2 separate regions of the Mus musculus genome follow, and region 2 is linked to region 1. A link is a loop called in an ENCODE intact Hi-C map of the cell type or tissue named here. Cell type or tissue: heart. All regions are shown on one strand. Links, peaks and the distances in the headings refer to the core of each region. The heading gives the core; the rest is flanking DNA. Region 1 holds the start of Actb (actin, beta). Region 2 holds the start of Fscn1 (fascin actin-bundling protein 1).

Region 1 (8,792 bases), core at 540-8,539:
AGGTGTGGTTATTTGTGAGACTTCATTAAAGGGCCTGTAGCCCTCCCACTAGATACCATCAGCAAGGCCTAGCCCACCCTAGATGCCCCCCCCAATAGAGCTCCACACCCACCCAACCTGCTCCCCACACCCAGCAAAGCCACAGAGCCACAAGCTGTTTGTGTAAGGTAAGGTGTGCACTTTTATTGGTCTCAAGTCAGTGTACAGGCCAGCCCTGGCTGCCTCAACACCTCAACCCCCTCCCAGGGAGACCAAAGCCTTCATACATCAAGTTGGGGGGACAAAAAAAAGGGAGGCCTCAGACCTGGGCCATTCAGAAATTAAAAACAAAAATGAAGTATTAAGGCGGAAGATTTAAAAAAATTTTTGCAGTACATAATTTACACAGAAGCAATGCTGTCACCTTCCCCGGGGTGGACTCAGGGCATGGACGCGACCATCCTCCTCTTAGGAGTGGGGGTGGCTTTTGGGAGGGTGAGGGACTTCCTGTAACCACTTATTTCATGGATACTTGGAATGACTATTAAAAAAAGACAAAACCAAAAAAAAAAAAAAACAAAACAATGTACAAAGTCCTCAGCCACATTTGTAGAACTTTGGGGGATGTTTGCTCCAACCAACTGCTGTCGCCTTCACCGTTCCAGTTTTTAAATCCTGAGTCAAAAGCGCCAAAACAAAACAAAAAAACTTAAAAAAAAAAAAAAAAAAAAAAAAAAAAACTTTAAAAAAAATTTAAAAAAACAAAGCCATGCCAATGTTGTCTCTTATTTTTTTTTTTTCTGCGCAAGTTAGGTTTTGTCAAAGAAAGGGTGTAAAACGCAGCTCAGTAACAGTCCGCCTAGAAGCACTTGCGGTGCACGATGGAGGGGCCGGACTCATCGTACTCCTGCTTGCTGATCCACATCTGCTGGAAGGTGGACAGTGAGGCCAGGATGGAGCCACCGATCCACACAGAGTACTTGCGCTCAGGAGGAGCAATGATCTGAAGAAAGCAAGACAAGATGGTGAATGGTGAGCTCTCTGGGTGCTGGGATTCCCCTTAAACCTAGAAGGTTGCTCTGACAACCACAGGGCCCACCCTCACCAAGCTAAGGATGCTTAGCTTACCTTGATCTTCATGGTGCTAGGAGCCAGAGCAGTAATCTCCTTCTGCATCCTGTCAGCAATGCCTGGGTACATGGTGGTACCACCAGACAGCACTGTGTTGGCATAGAGGTCTTTACGGATGTCAACGTCACACTTCATGATGGAATTGAATGTAGTTTCATGGATGCCACAGGATTCCATACCTAAGAGAAGAGTGACAGAAATCAGACTTAACTTGTACTATGGCCTCAGGAGTTTTGTCACCTTTAGATGGAGAAAGGACTAGGCTACAACTTACCCAAGAAGGAAGGCTGGAAAAGAGCCTCAGGGCATCGGAACCGCTCGTTGCCAATAGTGATGACCTGGCCGTCAGGCAGCTCATAGCTCTTCTCCAGGGAGGAAGAGGATGCGGCAGTGGCCATCTCCTGCTCGAAGTCTAGAGCAACATAGCACAGCTTCTCTTTGATGTCACGCACGATTTCCCTCTCAGCTGTGGTGGTGAAGCTGTAGCCACGCTCGGTCAGGATCTTCATGAGGTAGTCTGTCAGGTCCCGGCCAGCCAGGTCCAGACGCAGGATGGCGTGAGGGAGAGCATAGCCCTCGTAGATGGGCACAGTGTGGGTGACCCCGTCTCCGGAGTCCATCACAATGCCTGTGGTACGACCAGAGGCATACAGGGACAGCACAGCCTGGATGGCTACGTACATGGCTGGGGTGTTGAAGGTCTCAAACATGATCTGTAGAGAAAAATAAATAATGTTGTCAAGTTCAGAAAGCCACAAGAAACACTCAGGGCAGGTGAAACTGTATGGATAGATCTGAGACATGCAAGGAGTGCAAGAACACAGCTAAGTTCAGTGTGCTGGGAGTCTCAGGACAGGGGCTCCACTTAGACCTACTGTGCATCTACTCAATACACACTCCAAGGCCACTTATCACCAGCCTCATTAGCTTTGTCACACGAGCCATTGTTAGTACCTAAACCCACAGCACTGTAGGGTTTAAACACCTAGTCAGAAAGGCAATTGAGAGAAAAAAAGACCTCGTCTGGGAAAGAGCAGAAACTGCAAAGATCCAAGGGAGACTCAGCTCATAGAAGGGAGTCCTATGGGAGAACGGCAGAAGAAAGACAATTGAGAAAGGGCGTGGCTGAGAAGCTGGCCAAAGAGAAGGGTTACCCGGGATACTGACCTGGGTCATCTTTTCACGGTTGGCCTTAGGGTTCAGGGGGGCCTCGGTGAGCAGCACAGGGTGCTCCTCAGGGGCCACACGCAGCTCATTGTAGAAGGTGTGGTGCCAGATCTTCTCCATGTCGTCCCAGTTGGTAACAATGCCATGTTCAATGGGGTACTTCAGGGTCAGGATACCTCTCTTGCTCTGGGCCTCGTCACCCACATAGGAGTCCTTCTGACCCATTCCCACCATCACACCCTGTGGAAGGGAACAGCCTTCTTAGCACCGGCATCGATCCCCAAGAAAACCCCAGGCTTGCCACTCCCAAAGTAACAGGTCACTTACCTGGTGCCTAGGGCGGCCCACGATGGAGGGGAATACAGCCCGGGGAGCATCGTCGCCCGCGAAGCCGGCTTTGCACATGCCGGAGCCGTTGTCGACGACCAGCGCAGCGATATCGTCATCCATGGCGAACTATCAAGACACAAAAGAAGGCTATAGTCACCTCGGGGCCGCCAAGAGCAGCCGCTGCCGCCCTGCCCACTTCCGGCAAGCCGCGGGCTCGAGCCGCCAGGGGGCGCGCGCCCAAGCTCAGGGGACAAAGGAAGCGCAGACCGGCCGCATTATTACCATAAAAGGCAAACGCTGGCCCGGAGGCGGACCTAGGGCAGGAAGCCAGACCTCCGCCCCCTCCCCAAACGGGCGCAAGCTCCGCCTACACTGCGCCGACGGGCGGCTTGTGCGCGCGCGGGAGGCGACCACACCCAGCAGGAAGCGCAAACAAGGCGCCCGTGCCACTGTGACCCCGCCCCTTCCGGACAACGGCCCCGCCCTCGCCCAACCCCGGGCAGCCGCGCTCCCAGCCTCAATACGCACGCGCAGCTAACTAGGAAGAGGGGGAGAGGAAGAGCTCCCTCCCTAGCGCACACGCGCCTCGATGCCCAGTGATAGAGAGCGCACGCGCAGTGGCATCCCAGCCCCCACCCGGCCGAGCCGGCCCTGCCGCGCCCGCCCGCCCGCCCGCCCGCCCGGCAAGCCGAATAGGCAAACCGGTTTGGACAAAGACCCAGAGGCCATTGAGGCGTGATCGTAGCGTCTGGTTCCCAATACTGTGTACTCTCAAGATGGACCTAATACGGCTTTTAACACCCGCAAGCCGCACCGGCTCATCAAATGCCCACACCGCGACCCTAGTGTGTCCCCAAGCCCCACGCACCGAGCGGGAGCGGGCCCACGAGTGTCTACACCGCGGGAATGTGGCTGCAAAGAGTCTACACGCTAGGCGTAAAGTTGGCTGTGCCAGTGTCCGCTCCGCGGCCCGGCACCACCCTCCACCCGCCCATGGTGTCCGTTCTGAGTGATCCTCAGGACCCTGCAGTGAGGTACTAGCCACGAGAGAGCGAAGGCCCGCTGGGCCCGGCGTCCCTGCTTACCTGGTGGCGGGTGTGGACCGGCAACGAAGGAGCTGCAAAGAAGCTGTGCTCGCGGGTGGACGCGACTCGACAGTGGCTGCGCGTTGCGCCGCCGGGTTTTATAGGACGCCACAGCGGCCACTCGAGCCATAAAAGGCAACTTTCGGAACGGCGGGCGCTGATTGGCTCCGCGTCGCTCACTCACCGGCCTCGCCGCACAGTGCAGCATTTTTTTACCCCCTCTCCCCTCCTTTTGAAAAAAAAAAAAAAAAAGAAGAAGAAAAAAAAAAAAAGCGAGAGAGAAAGCGAGATTGAGGAAGAGGATGAAGAGTTTTGGCGATGGGTGCTGGCTCCGTAGGCCCAGATGTACAGGAATAGCCTCCGCCCTTGTGGACACTGCCCCATTCAATGTCTCGGTTACTAGGCCTGCATTCTGGGGGTCACCCAACCACCCCAGGACCCTCTGGGTGTGGATGTCACGTGGATATCGAGCACTTAAGTGGATGAGGGTCAGCATCGAGGCCCGGACCCTATTTGTGTGGCCTCTTGTTTGAGGGACACGCGGGGCCTGGATTGAATGGACAGAGAGTCACTCCCCCTTGCTAGCAATTGCTAGCAATAGCCGGAAAGCCAGATCCGGGGGGGCCCCTTCTGCTGTGGTTCTAATTTGCTAGGTGTGTTGGGGTTCAACTTGGAAGCAGAACTCTGGTTGGAGAGGTTTTCATGGATCTTGACCTCTTAGAGACTCAAGGCCATCCTATCCCAAGCATAGGGCGAGCCCCAGTGGTCCAATAACTGGAGGTGTTGCAAGAAGATGCCTCCAGATATCCCCTGCCCCGGATCTAGAAAGGAACTGTGCTCAATAGAACAAACAAAACTTCTCATGGAGTCAGGCACTTTTGGAGAACTGCCTGATCACACCCAGGCAAGACTAAGCCTGGGCCGTTAGCTAGTGTCTCTGGGTGACTGCCAGACATCGCTGGGCTGGGGCCCACCATCTATCCTCTATTTATTATGTGCAGCCACAGCTGAGTTGTGCACTAGTCCATCTGCCAGCCGTGGGGATTCTGGGAGTGACAAGCTGCTCAGGGAAAAGTTGGTGGTCACCGGAGCCCCAAATCCTCCAGAGAGAAGCAGCCCCTGTCCCCCTCACCTAAGTACCAGTGTTCTACTTAGCAAGCCAGCTATTTGGCTGAGAGCTACACACGGGGTCAGGGTTGAGGGCCGGATCCCTCAGCTTAGCTTAGAAGGACACGCACCTTCTGGGAGAGTGTGACAGAAAGCTGGATTTAGGCAAGAAGGGTGCTTCAGGTGAGATGCTCTGGGCCTGCCGTGCCTCAGTGCATGCATAGGTAGGTGTTCACTGGCTCACAAAGTGTAGGTGTTGAAACCAAAGAAGGCTTCATCCATATATGGACTACAGTGGCCAGCTTCCTTGTTCTTGGCTGGTGGCAGGGCATTTTGAAGTTGCTGAGGCCTTGTCTGGAAGAGGTGACCATCACCCCAGCATATGCTGTGAACTGGAAACACACCCCTAGTTATCTTTCCCACCAAAAAAAAAAAAAAAATTTGACAAAAGTCTTCTGCAGTCACCAACCCTGAGAGAACTTTCCCAGGCAGTCTCCTCCCTGCCTCCGGGGGACAGGACTGCCCTGGCCCTGGCCTTGTATTTCTCAGTTGCTCAGGCAGTTTGCCAGCTGCCCAAGGACCTGCCAGTCCTGCAAGTCACAGGTGGGGGTGGGGCAGGGCAAATGCTGCCTGTCAATAAGGAGAGCCCAGAGTATTCCCAGGAGAACCCTGGTGGGGTGCAAGGGAGAAAGATGCCATCAGCCATCAGGGGTGCAGGATGTGGAGGGAGCCTCTTGGGTGACACCAGACAGCTTTACTAGGTTAGAGCAGACCAGATTCCCAGGCAGGACCTGTGTTGCCACTTTGTCACCTCTCAGTCCTGGGACTGGTCAAGGGGCAGGCACCTCAGCCCCACCCGACCTCTGAAACAATTCTGGTCTGTCTTGTCTGCAATGATCATTTTCCAGTGTTCTCTTTCACATTCTTGGGGGTGGCGTGGGGGGGATTTCTCTTGGTTTGTTGGAAATTGAGGGTGGGAGGTTGTTTTTAACAGGGTCTCAGGTAGCCTAGGCTGCTCTCAGATTTGATATGTAGTGGAGTATAGACTTGAACTGATCCTTCTGCCTTTACATCCCGAGAGTGTTGTGATTACAGGCATATATCACCATGCCCAGCTTCTTTGTTTGAAACAGTGGCTCCCTATGTAGCCCAGGCTGGCCTCAAACTCCTGCTCTTCCTGCCTCAGCTTCCTGTGTGCTTATGAAGACAGTCATGGTGCCTATTCAGGCTAGTCTTAATAACTCAGCACCTCCCCCAGCCCGGACAACATAAAACAAGCCAGCCCTTTGAGGGGCCCCATCACCCCCCACTTCCTTCCACTAACACACACACACACACACACACACACACTGAGGGGCTCTGTTCTGTGGAATGAATGAGAGATCGTCTGGGTGTCCTCAGCCCTGACAAAGGAGAGGTCCCTGAGAGGCCGGCAGAGGTGGAGGGGGCCTCAGCTGTTAAGTTTGGGGTGCAGACAGGAGACGGAAAGCACAGAACAGGGTGGGGGTGGGGAAAAGAGGAAGTGGAGGAAGGGGAAGGCAGAGGAAGTGAAGCTGGCCTTCTCCAGAGAACTTTGCCCTCACAAAGAGCTGTCACTGTTACTGTCAGGCACCCAGCTGGCAGCCACAGCCTGGCCCAGAGCATGGGTGACACCTGTAGCTTTAGTGCACTTCCCCCCACAAGGGTCCCCTTCCCTGAAAAGCCTTGGGACGAGAGAATATTTACAACCTAATTCAAGGCCCACTCTCTGATCCTCCTCTCAGAAGCCATATGTCACTTCTCCTGGGGACATTCAAGCCCAGCTGGCCAGGAAGACCCTAAGCTGCACATTTTCAAGTGAGAAATTGAGGAAGAGGGGAACTTCCTGTCACAGTAGCAGGAGCTCTGTCCAAGAGGGCGGGTCCCTGCAGACAGCAGGATGTCAGTAAGGCACTAAATGAATGAGGGAGGGCCTGGAACGTTCCAGAAAACATACTCCCTTTTTACAGGTTCAGAAAACTGAGATGGGCCTGACAGAGCGCCCAGTGCTTTAAGATCCAGCCATAATGCCTCTGTACTCAGGGGCCCCTGAGCTAACAGCCTGCCCTCTGCCTCACAGGGCCCCTCCCTGGGTAAAGTGGCCTCTGGAATGTCCCCGGGGACTAGGTCCAAGGACTGCTCCAAAGTTGGAATTCCTGGCCCCACCTCCTCCTTAGTACATATTTCTATCTCTCAGAGTTCAATGAGGGCAAGCCAAAGGCCCTGGTCATACGTAGGGTACCACCGGAAAAGTCTACTGGATGCCTGCTTGCAGGGCCACCTCACCCATGCTCTGATAACCCTGACTCCGCAGGGCTTTTTCCTACAGGAGGTTTGTCCAGGAGTGTGGGTTCCTCCAGCTGATTAACTTCTCAGCCTTTGGGGCCAGCTTCAGGCTGCCCTCTCCAGGCCCAGAGAGCAAGTGATCAGGGAAGATGACCCAGAAAAGGAATAGCCTGGGGCCAAAGCAGATGGCCCTTTCTTCCCAAACAGCTTCGGAGTTACTCAGTTACCATATCTGCTGCCTGCCTACTCAGCAGCCAAAAGGCTCTGTTCTGAGCAGAGGGAGTAAAGCAAGCATGTGCCTTGAGATAGCCCTAAAAGAACGTTCGCTGGTTCCGGGAAGGAAGCAAAGATTTACTTAGGGAAGTCTTTTTTCCCCCCGAGTTAGGTAGCTCAGTGGACAAAGGCACTTGCTTCCTTACTGTCTGAGATTAACCTCTGGAAACCACATGGTGGAAGGAGAGAACCAACTCCCTCAGTGGCCCTCTGATCTGCACATTAAAATCACACCACACATTCCCCACCACACCCACACCCACCCACCCACCTCCACACACAAATAAATGGAGGGGTTTTGTTTTTTGTTGTTATTGTGTGTGTGTTTGAGACTTCTTTTTTCCTTTTTTGGGAAGGGGAGTTTGCCTCCCTCCTAATTTTTGAAGATTTATTTATTTTATACATATGAGTACACTGCAGCTGTCTTCAGACAGAAGAAGGCATCAGATCCCATTACAGATGGCTGTGAGCCACCATGTGGTTGCTGGGAATTGAACTCAGGATTTCTAGAAGAGCAGTCAGTGCTCTTAACCACTGAGCCATCTCTCCAGCCTCAAGATAGGTTTTTTTTTTTTGTTTGTTTTTTTTTTTTTTTTTTTTTTTTTTTATGTGGCCTTGGCTATTCTGGAACTAGCTCTGTAGATCAGGCTAGCCTCGAATTCAAGACGACCATCCTGCTTCTACTTCCTGACTGTTGGGATCAAAGGTGTGCGCCACCATTGCCCAGCCTAAAATATTTGAAAAGGTTTATGTATTACTTTCACTTAGGTGTACCTGTGTGTGCCTGCAGGAGTTTATGTGTAGCACATGAATGCAGGTGCCAAACAGTTGAAACCCACCTCATGAGGACGCTGGGAACGGAATTCAGGTCCTCGGCAAGAGCAGTAAGTATTCCTAACCACTGAGGCATCTAACTTCTGACCTAGAACTCTTGATCCCCAGCGTCACGGGGAACGGTACCACACTCAGTTTACACAGTGATGAATTCTGAGTGTGTGTAGAGGGGGCTGTGTACATGTGATAGCTTGAAGAGTCAGGTCTCTTCACCTTGTGGGTCACCAGGGATCATCAGGCTTGGTGGTAAGCTTCTTTACCCACTGAGACATCTCACTGGCCCGTGTTTGCTCATTGGTTTTTCTTTACGGCAAGTTCTCATACAGTAGCCCAGCCTGGCCTCAAATCCAAGGCCAAGCACTTAGATTAGAAGCACGCTCCATTGAAATGGGGGAACTTATTAAAGTTCTTGGGAGAGTTTTGAAAAATCCTTTTAAAAACTACCTTCTGTCTTGGCCCCCTAGGGCACCAGGAAAAACTGCCCCACCCTTCTGGGGAGTTCCCAGACTTTCAAATTCAGAGTGATTTATTCAGAAACAGAAGAGAAACTTCCAGGTCTTCCCCTTCATACGCACTAGTAGA
Region 2 (8,792 bases), core at 356-8,355, 52 kb after region 1:
GTTATCTGTTGCGCATCCCTGACATCTCAGCAGGAGGATCAGGAGTTCAAGGGCATCCTCAGCAACATAGTAAGTCTATGGAGCTAGCCTGGGCTACACAGATGCCATTACAAAAAAAAAAAAAAAAGTAAAAAAAAAATCTTGGGATATGGGGGATGGGTGGGTGAACTGTGTAGCCCAGGGAGTCACTACTGGTTCCTTTGGAAGTCCCTGTTCTGCATGGAGATCATGGAGATTCTGGGGACACTCCAGGAGTCCTCCTTCAGGGAACTAAGTTGGGGAGCAGGGCAGCCTATCCTGTGGCCTTATTTCCTGTCTGGTGCAAGCGCCAGGCAAGGCATCCAGCCAGGAGCGACTCAGGCCTGACCTCCGCTAACTGTTCTGTTTTGTGCTGCACCCTCATCTCAGCAGGGATCAGGTGGCACTTGGGTCCCCAGGGGATCCAGGGACACAGTGTCCATGTCCCCATCTTTCCCCACAGGGACCTGGGGCAGGGCCGAAGAGGAGACCTCGTGATGTGTACAGGTGTAGCTCATCCCTCCGAGGACTCAGGGGACACTTGGGGAAGGTGTGACACAGAGCAGGCTGGAGCTCTGTGCGGCTCTTTATTAAGTGTGCCTACAACAGGGGCAGAGACACAGCAGCGACAATGATAACAGCCCACTCCCAACCGAAGCTCAATGGTTACCAGACTCAGCCAACTGCAGAATTCCAGTCCATAACGGCACCTCCTTTCCTTTCTCAGGAGCTTACCAGAGAGGTCTCACCCCAAGCCTTCACCCCATCTAGAGCAAATGCTTATATCCCCCATGTTTGCTCAGAGCAGAGCATGGAGGGACCTTCCTGTCACCAGAGGCAGAGGCATTCTGTATACGTGCATACACGCCTCTGTGTGTGTGTGTGTGTGTGTGTGTGTGTATTTGGTACAGATCTAAGCATAGAAAATTGAAAAGCATTGAGGTTGGTGATTGAAAGGCTCACTGATGGGCAAGTCGGGTTCGAGTGCGCTAACTGTATGACTCTATGGATCCGAATATCATGCTGTTTTGGAAAGGAATGAGGGAGCTACTGTTTCTAAGGAAGAGAAGAATGGGCACCAAGACATAGGGAGGGAAGGTGGGACAGTAAGCACTTACAGCCGAAGCCCAAGACCTGGAACCCAAGGGGAAAAACAGGTGTGGCCAGGCTTGGTGGCACGCGCCTTTAGTCTCTGAGTTCAAGTCCAGCCAGGATTACATAGCAAAACTTTCCCTCAAGAAAAAAAGGTAGGGGCTGGAGAGATGGCTCAGTGGTTAAGAGCACTGACTGCTCTTCCGAAGGTCCCGAGTTCAAATCCCAGCAACCACATGGTGGCTCACAACCATCTATAATGAGATCTGACGCTCTCTTCTGGAGTGTCTGGAGACAGCTACAGTGTACTTACATATAGTAAATAAATAAATCTTAAAAAAAAAAAAAAGAAAAAAGGTAGAGGAGGAAGAGGAGGAGGAGAAGGCAAGACAAAACAACTAACTACATAGCTGGGGGAGGTGGTGCTTGCCTATAATCCCAGCACTTGGAAGGCTGAAAGAGGAAATCAGGAGTTCCTATGCAGCTTTGGCTTATGTGAGCCTTTCTCATAAAACCAAGAGCAAAACAGCAAAACATGAGGTGGTAACTCAGCTGGAGAGTGCTTGTCTAGATTCCCTCAGTGAGGGGCTGGGGTGTGACTCAGTGCCTAGAATCCCCCAGTGAGGGGCTGGGGGCGTGGCTCAGTGGTAGAGCCCCTGCCTAGAATCCCCCAGGGAGGGGCTGGGACGTGGCTCAGTGGTAGAGCCCCTGCCTAGAATCCCCCATTGACGGGCTGGGGTGTGGCTCAGTAACAGACTGCTCACCTAAGATGTTCAAGGCCATGACTTTCATTGAAAACATCACAAAACAAACAAAACCATCAGTGAGGTTGAATGTGTATCCATGTTTGCTTGTCTCCATTTAAAGAACACCTGGAAGATCTCTAGCTGCTGGTGGAGGCGGGAGGGTGAAGGCTGCTTCATCCTTTGTATTTGAACTGTGTGGCTGTGGGTGTATTATCTGTTCCCAAGGACTGCACATGAAATGAGAACAATGAAGGCTTCGGTTCTGCTGAGATGAACCTCAATTCTCCACAGATGATCTCACCCAGAGCCAGATGGAAGTCCCCCAACATTTAAGCCTCTGTTCTGAGTGCTGGACCCAAACTCATCTTAAGGGAAAACCCAAAGAGCCTTTCTGTGGTTTCCTTCCACAACTGTCTTTCAATGTGTGTATGTGTGCACGTGTGTTTGCTTGTGTGTGTGTGTGTGTACTATGTGCATGTGTGTGAGCATGTGTGTATATGTATGTGCATGAGTGTGTGTGTGTGTGTGTATACATGTGAGCATGTATGTATAGGCCAGAGGTTAGTGATGGGTAACTTTCTCCAGAGCTCTCCACCTTAGTTTTATTGTCTGTGTGTGAGCGGCTGTGGGCACTGTACACCACAGCACATGTGTGGAGGTCAGAGAACAACTTGTGGCTGTCACTTCTCTCCCTCTGTGTGGGTCTAAGACCTGGATCCAGCGCTTTCGCTTGCTTGAGACATCTCGTTGACTAGCTCCTCCGTTGTTAACACAGGGTCTCACTATGTAGGTCCAGTTATCTTGGAATTTGCTCTGTAGACCAGGCCGGCATCAAACTCAGAGATAGACCTGCCTTTGCCTTCAGAGTACTGGGATTAAAGGTGTGCACCACTACCACCCAGTTTAAAATTCTAAAAAGATTTGTGGGTGCAGGGATTTGAGGAGGCCAGGAGAGACTGTTGGATCTCTGGGAACTGGAGTTAGAGGTGGTTGTGAGCCCCCACGGGTGCTGAGAACTGAACTAGGGTGCTTGAGAGGAGCTCGCTCACTGCTGAGCCCCACCTTAGATTTGAGTCCCTCGTACTGAAGCTGAGTTCAGTGATTTGACTGAGCCGACCGCTCAGGGTGGGCTTTTCGATGTGCACCACAGGCCTGGCTTTATAGGTGAGGTCATGCTTGCACAACTGGCCTTTCTTTTGCATTTACGTGTGTGTGTGTGTGTGTGTGTACATGAAGTGAGAGGGGGCAGTATGGGAAGGGTCAGTGGACAACTTAAGGGAGTTGGTTTTGCCTTCCATCATGATGGTCTAGAGACTAAATTCAGCCCCTCAGCCCGGGAGCGTGCCTTTACCCTCCGAGCTCCCAGCTTTGGGTTTTTGAGGCAAGGTTTCATATAGCTTAGGCTGGCCTGGCATTCAAGGTCATCTCAGAGGCCTAGGATGACCTTGTGTTGTCGGTTCTCCGGCCTTTACCTCTGGTGTGCTGGCGTTTGCCTTACCACACCCAGGCATCCCCCATAGCTTAAGCCTAAAGCTCTCGGATGGCCAGCACGCCCATGCCCTGACGTGAAGTTCAGTGACTAATCAATACAGAGCGTTCACGGAGCCCTGACACATAGCAGCATTGACTTAACCTTAACAGCCTGGTGTGTAATGAGGCCAACTTGTCCGATTCTGCCCACGATGCGATGCTCTGGGTTAAACAGGTTTGAACAGAGTACCGGATGGCAGAGAGGGCACCCTCAGTATCGGGTTTTGGCTGTTACTGCTTCCAGTCTTCTGACCTGCTCCCTCAAGGCTGGTCTTAAACTCAAAGCAATCCTCCTGTCCCTGCTTCTCAAGTTCTGGAATTACAAGTGTGACTCACTGTACCCAGGAATATGTGTCTTTATTACAGAGGAAGGAGAGCTCAGAGAGTGAGAGTAACCTGTGCAAAGTCCCACAGCAGGAGAGGATGGCTGGCTATCGGCCGCGAACTTGGTGACCTTTCCTGTGACCTCTAAGGGAGGAACTAGATGTCCCAGCAAGGATTCTAGGGACTTGTCAGGACTGACCTTTGATGATGGGAAAGCCATGCCATCTCCCCTTCCCCTTTGATGGTCGCTGGAGGGGTTTGCCTGGGACAGAGATGCGTTTGGACACAGATCACCGTGAAGACTGGTCAGTTTCAGTACCCTGCCCAGCCTGTGGCTGGGAAGGGCCAGGGGCCCAGATCTTGTGGGCAGCCTGGGGTAGGGCCAGCATTCCAGGGGCCTGCCTGGCATGTGGGGAATGTCCCAGGAGAAGTCTCAGTCCTCCAGAAACTCAAAGGGAAGTGTTCTTACGTGGGGTGGTGTGTGGTGGGAGGTGGGAGGTGGTGTTTGTGGGAATGTCCCTCTGGTCTGGAACCCTGAGGGGCTGCAGTTAGGAGGTACATTGGGGCTGTGCCATTCTAGGGAGCTGACCTGCTTTTCTGATGTCTTCATAAACAGAGACCACTATTCCTGCCTTACCTACCCTGCTTCCTGGTAGACCAGCACCCCGGGGCTTGAGCATCACCACAGTAGGGACTTTTGTGGGCCACTGACTTGGGCCACAGTTACCACAATTTATTTAGAGTCAGCAAGGTGGCTGTACTCTATGCTGACCCGGGAATAGAAATCTCGGTTTCTGCTCAGGAGGCCCAGGCTACAAGGCCTTGAAAAACCCTGAGGCGGGCGGGGCAGGTAGGGCTCTGCATGCGCCTCTCTAGAAATTAACCTCCTTTCTACCCCAGACCCTTCTGGCGTCTCTGGCTTCTTCAAGGACCGGCTCTAAGGCTACTTCCTGGTACACCCTGGACCCTCCCTCCATCCTGAAGGGATCATTATCTTAAACCTGGTCCTTCCCATCGACTGGGTTTGGGGGTAGGGGTGTTTCAGGATGGCCTCAGAGAGCAGGAGAAAGTTGGAGATCAGCCAACTACTGCAGAGCACGACTGTGGAGGAACAGTTAAATGGACTAGCAAACACGAACGGGCCAGAGGCAGAAGGACTGCTATGAGTTCGAGTCCAGCCTGAGCCACACAGATACTTCAAGCCTAGTCTGAGTTACAGAGTGAAACCCGGTCTTAAACCCCAGAAAAACACTCCGGGGAAGCGCAGGGGACCGGGCGCGCGCTGCAGAGCCCCCTCCCCGGCAGGCCCGGGTAGGGGCGTGGCCACGGTGACGTCATCCTCCTATAAAACCCTGGGCGCCGCCGGGCTGGCTTTGTGGAGAACTGCAGCGGGCTAAGCCGTGTTGAACAAAGGAGGTCGGGCACAGCTATCCAAGCTCCCGGGGCCACCGGGCCGCCCTCCGCCACCATGACCGCCAACGGCACGGCAGAGGCTGTGCAGATTCAGTTCGGGCTCATCAGCTGCGGCAACAAGTACCTGACAGCCGAGGCGTTCGGGTTCAAGGTGAACGCATCCGCTAGTAGCTTGAAAAAGAAGCAGATCTGGACGCTGGAGCAACCTCCCGATGAGGCGGGCAGCGCGGCCGTGTGTCTGCGCAGCCACCTGGGTCGCTACCTGGCCGCCGACAAGGACGGCAACGTGACCTGCGAGCGCGAGGTGCCCGACGGCGACTGCCGCTTTCTCGTCGTGGCGCACGACGACGGCCGCTGGTCGCTGCAGTCCGAGGCTCACCGGCGCTACTTTGGCGGCACCGAGGACCGCCTGTCCTGCTTCGCGCAGAGCGTGTCGCCGGCCGAGAAGTGGAGCGTGCACATCGCCATGCACCCGCAGGTTAACATCTACAGCGTTACCCGCAAGCGCTACGCGCATCTGAGCGCGCGGCCGGCCGACGAGATCGCGGTAGACCGCGACGTGCCTTGGGGCGTCGACTCGCTCATCACCTTGGCCTTCCAGGACCAACGCTACAGTGTGCAGACGTCCGACCACCGCTTCCTGCGCCACGACGGGCGCCTTGTGGCACGGCCGGAGCCCGCCACGGGCTTCACGCTGGAGTTCCGCTCCGGCAAGGTGGCCTTTCGCGACTGCGAAGGTCGCTACCTGGCTCCGTCCGGGCCCAGCGGCACCCTCAAGGCTGGCAAGGCCACCAAGGTGGGCAAAGATGAGCTCTTCGCCCTGGAACAGAGCTGCGCTCAGGTGGTGCTGCAGGCGGCCAACGAGAGGAACGTGTCCACGCGCCAGGGTGAGTTGGGGACATGTCCCCTCCCTTGGGTCCTGACCCAGTGCACAAAAGCATCTCTGCACTCCTTCTATTTCCCTATTTCCTCCTGGGCTCCCTTTAGGCTCACAGGCCTCTGGGCTCCGCCATGAGGAGGTGGGCTTCTATTTTGAAAGATCTGATCTCACCAGATAGCCTTGGCTATCCTGGAACTCGCTATGTAGACTGGGCTGGCCCCGAACTCGCAGAAATCTTCCTTCCTGTCTCTTGTGCTGGGAATAAAGGCATGTACCACCCCTCTGTTCAGGACGTAGGCTTCTTCTGCTGGGAGAAGGTGACGTGGGGAAGTGGGTAAGGCCTAACACATTCTAAAGCAATACTGTCCACCACCACCCCCCCCCCCCCCGGCTGGGGGCGTGGGACTCCATAGACCTAGCTTAGATCTTCTCCGTTTCCTCTTCCTTCCCAGTCTGAGCCATCCCCATTCATGAGCCGATTCTTTAGGATAGGCTGTCCCAGGTCTTGGAGAGGAAGGGTTCCCCCTACACCCCCCCTTGTTCATTTCCTCGTGCGTCCTCTCCCGTTTCGCGGGCCTTTGGCTGGAGGGCCAGGGGACAGTCACCCCTGCCCTCCCCGCCTTAAATGGCGAGATAGAGGAGGTTGGAGGGGCTTTTGATCCCGGCGGGGTGTGCTGGGCGGGGTCGGCCCTGCGACTCTTGGTGGTGGTGGGGTTGTCCGTAGGGGCTTCCCCTCCCCCACTCCATCTCCCCTCGCTAAGGCCTGGCGCTCCGGGCCGCGGCCTTTGTGAGCAGGGGGGCGGGTCGCCACGGCTGGGCCCTCCCTCGTCCCCTTTGTCCTGCTAAGGCTCTGCAGATGGGAAAACCAGATGCGGCGGAGCTGGGGGAGGGGATCGGCTTAGGCGGGTCCCTCTGCGGAAGAGCCACCCCCAACCCTCCAGGCGTTGTCCCTGGTCCAGGGTTCATTGAGAAGGCGCGGAGTGAAGCCGCCTGGCTCTTCCTTCGCACCCCGGCTGGCAGGCGGCGTGGCGCGGGTGGCTGCGCGCCAGGCGCCCTCCCTGCCCTCCTATGCACGCCTTGCGGTCCGGCACTCGGCGGAGTGTCCCTCCAAAAGCCTCTACTCTCGAGTGAACCGGTCCCCAAGGCCTCTCTGGCTGGGAACAACCGTTTGCAGCTCTATTTGTCCCCATCCAGGGCCTCCAGCAGGCTGGCAGGCCATTTCCGACCGGCATGGGCATGGTACAAGTAGGCGCCTCCTTTCTGGCGTACCCCCGACTCTTCAAAGGGTCTTTGCTGCCTGCTGGTAGGGGCTTGTGAGATCTCGCTTCCTTGGTTGGGAAACTGAACCCCAGGCTTTGGAGATAGCTGGATGGGAGCCAGTCTGTGGGGAGGAAGACCCCCCTCCCCCAATGCAGAGGGCAAAGCCTTGGGTGGGGCCTGCTTGAGTTTGGCTGAATAACGCTCAGAAAAGTGCGACCATTTGCTTACTGTTACACAGTAAGTCAGCACCATGCTGAACTGGGTGTACTTGATGCCAGAATGTTCTCTCATTATACACACACACACACACACACACACACACACACACACACACCAATGAACCATGGCCTCTCTTGTTTCACAGTGCTGGGCGAGGGGGTCAGAGTTCCCACCTGTTTAGCAAACATTGAGATACGAGCTGCGGTAAACGTCTCTTGGGAATGTGACTGGTATGTAAAGCAGAAGATTGGGGGTACAGGATCGGGGTAGTAGATTATAAAGATCTGGGGTCCCTTCTGAGGACCCAGGAGCTGCCCCAGGAGAGTGAATAGAAATGAGCATGCACCAAGTTTATGGACTGGTTTTGCAGGCAGGGGCCTCAGCAAAGGCCCGGAGGCAGGGAGTTGCAAATAGAGAAGCCCTGCATAGCTAGGAGGAAGGCTGGGATTGGAGGGAATCCTGCAGATGACGAGTACTCCAGAGCCTAGAGAGACCAGCTCTCTGCTTACAGAGCTGTGGCCGAGGCTTGTGCCCTGGGGAAGGTTAGGCAAGGCACAGGTGACTTGGGCCCTTGGGGCCTGAAAGGAGCTAGAGGGTGTGTTTTGCGAGCCTGGACAGGTACCCTTTTCTGAGGGTGCCATGATTGTGCATGATTCACACTGATGCGGCAGGAGGGGGCGGGAATTGAAGGGGTGAGAATCTGATGGGAACTTGGGGTCACACACAGTCAGACCTCTTCTGCCCTCCTATGTCTGGGTCCAAGTCTCATTCCCAAGTCAGCCAACTCCTCCCCCGGCTTTTTGAGGGTGAGCTGTTGGGTGGGTGTGCCGGGGAGGCCATTTTGGGCAGGCTTGCGTGGCAGGGAGGCGGGGCTGGGCTTCGGGGAAACACGTGTTGAACTGCTAGCCAGGAGTAGGGAGAGGGAAGGCTCAATCTGGTCTGGGGTTGTGAATCTTCCATGCAGATTTGCTGCTTCCGGCTTCCTGGCCTCAGTTTCCCCATCTGAAAGCACAGAGGTACATTGAGCCAGGATCTTCCTGGGAGGTGGAGATCCTATGAGAGTAGGATGGGGGGTAGTGGGTAGGGTCTTTTCCTCCTTGCTTCTCATGACCCTCCCAAGCCCCTGCTGGCTCAAGGAGACCCCGTGCTATGTCTCCCCACACTGCCCACCCTGGCTTACTTGTTGGGTTCTAATGCTTTCAAAGAATTTTGTCCCCATCATTTCTAGGGCGGCTGGCTAAGAATGAGTGACAGGTGAGGCTGGGCTTTGTAGGGTATCCTTTTGACGGCTTCCCTCTTGGGTCGAGGAA

The links. Peaks named below come from ENCODE experiments on the same cell type or tissue, not always from the same donor. Only the 100,000 strongest peaks of a DNase experiment are listed, where the experiment ranks them.
Region 2: it touches region 1 in a loop (11-fold over the local background); 6 of 42 quality-filtered maps call a loop at or near these places.

The regions. Positions count from the first base shown.
Region 1 is chr5:142,902,960-142,911,751 of GRCm38, forward strand. Actb (actin, beta) reads right to left here and starts at 3,795. Exons shown (of 6, transcript NM_007393.5): 1 at 3,693-3,795; 2 at 2,605-2,733; 3 at 2,278-2,517; 4 at 1,385-1,823; 5 at 1,108-1,289; 6 at 156-982. The coding sequence starts at 2,727. The coding sequence ends at 839. Gm38733 (a long non-coding RNA gene) reads left to right here. Exons shown (of 2, transcript XR_003955825.1): 2 at 1-556. In heart, for the core only: CTCF peaks have their summits at 3,797 and 7,221 (motif pointing left); DNase peaks (open chromatin) are centred at 3,022, 3,772, 5,422, 6,802 and 4 weaker places; H3K4me3 peaks cover 6,540 bases; H3K27ac peaks cover 6,993 bases.
Region 2 is chr5:142,955,271-142,964,062 of GRCm38, forward strand. It overlaps Fscn1 (fascin actin-bundling protein 1), which reads left to right and starts at 5,085. Exons shown (of 5, transcript NM_007984.2): 1 at 5,085-6,010. The coding sequence starts at 5,179. In heart, for the core only: a CTCF peak has its summit at 5,081; DNase peaks (open chromatin) are centred at 5,091, 6,891, 7,771, 8,301 and 1 weaker place; H3K4me3 peaks cover 4,255 bases; H3K27ac peaks cover 4,551 bases; H3K27me3 peaks cover 917 bases.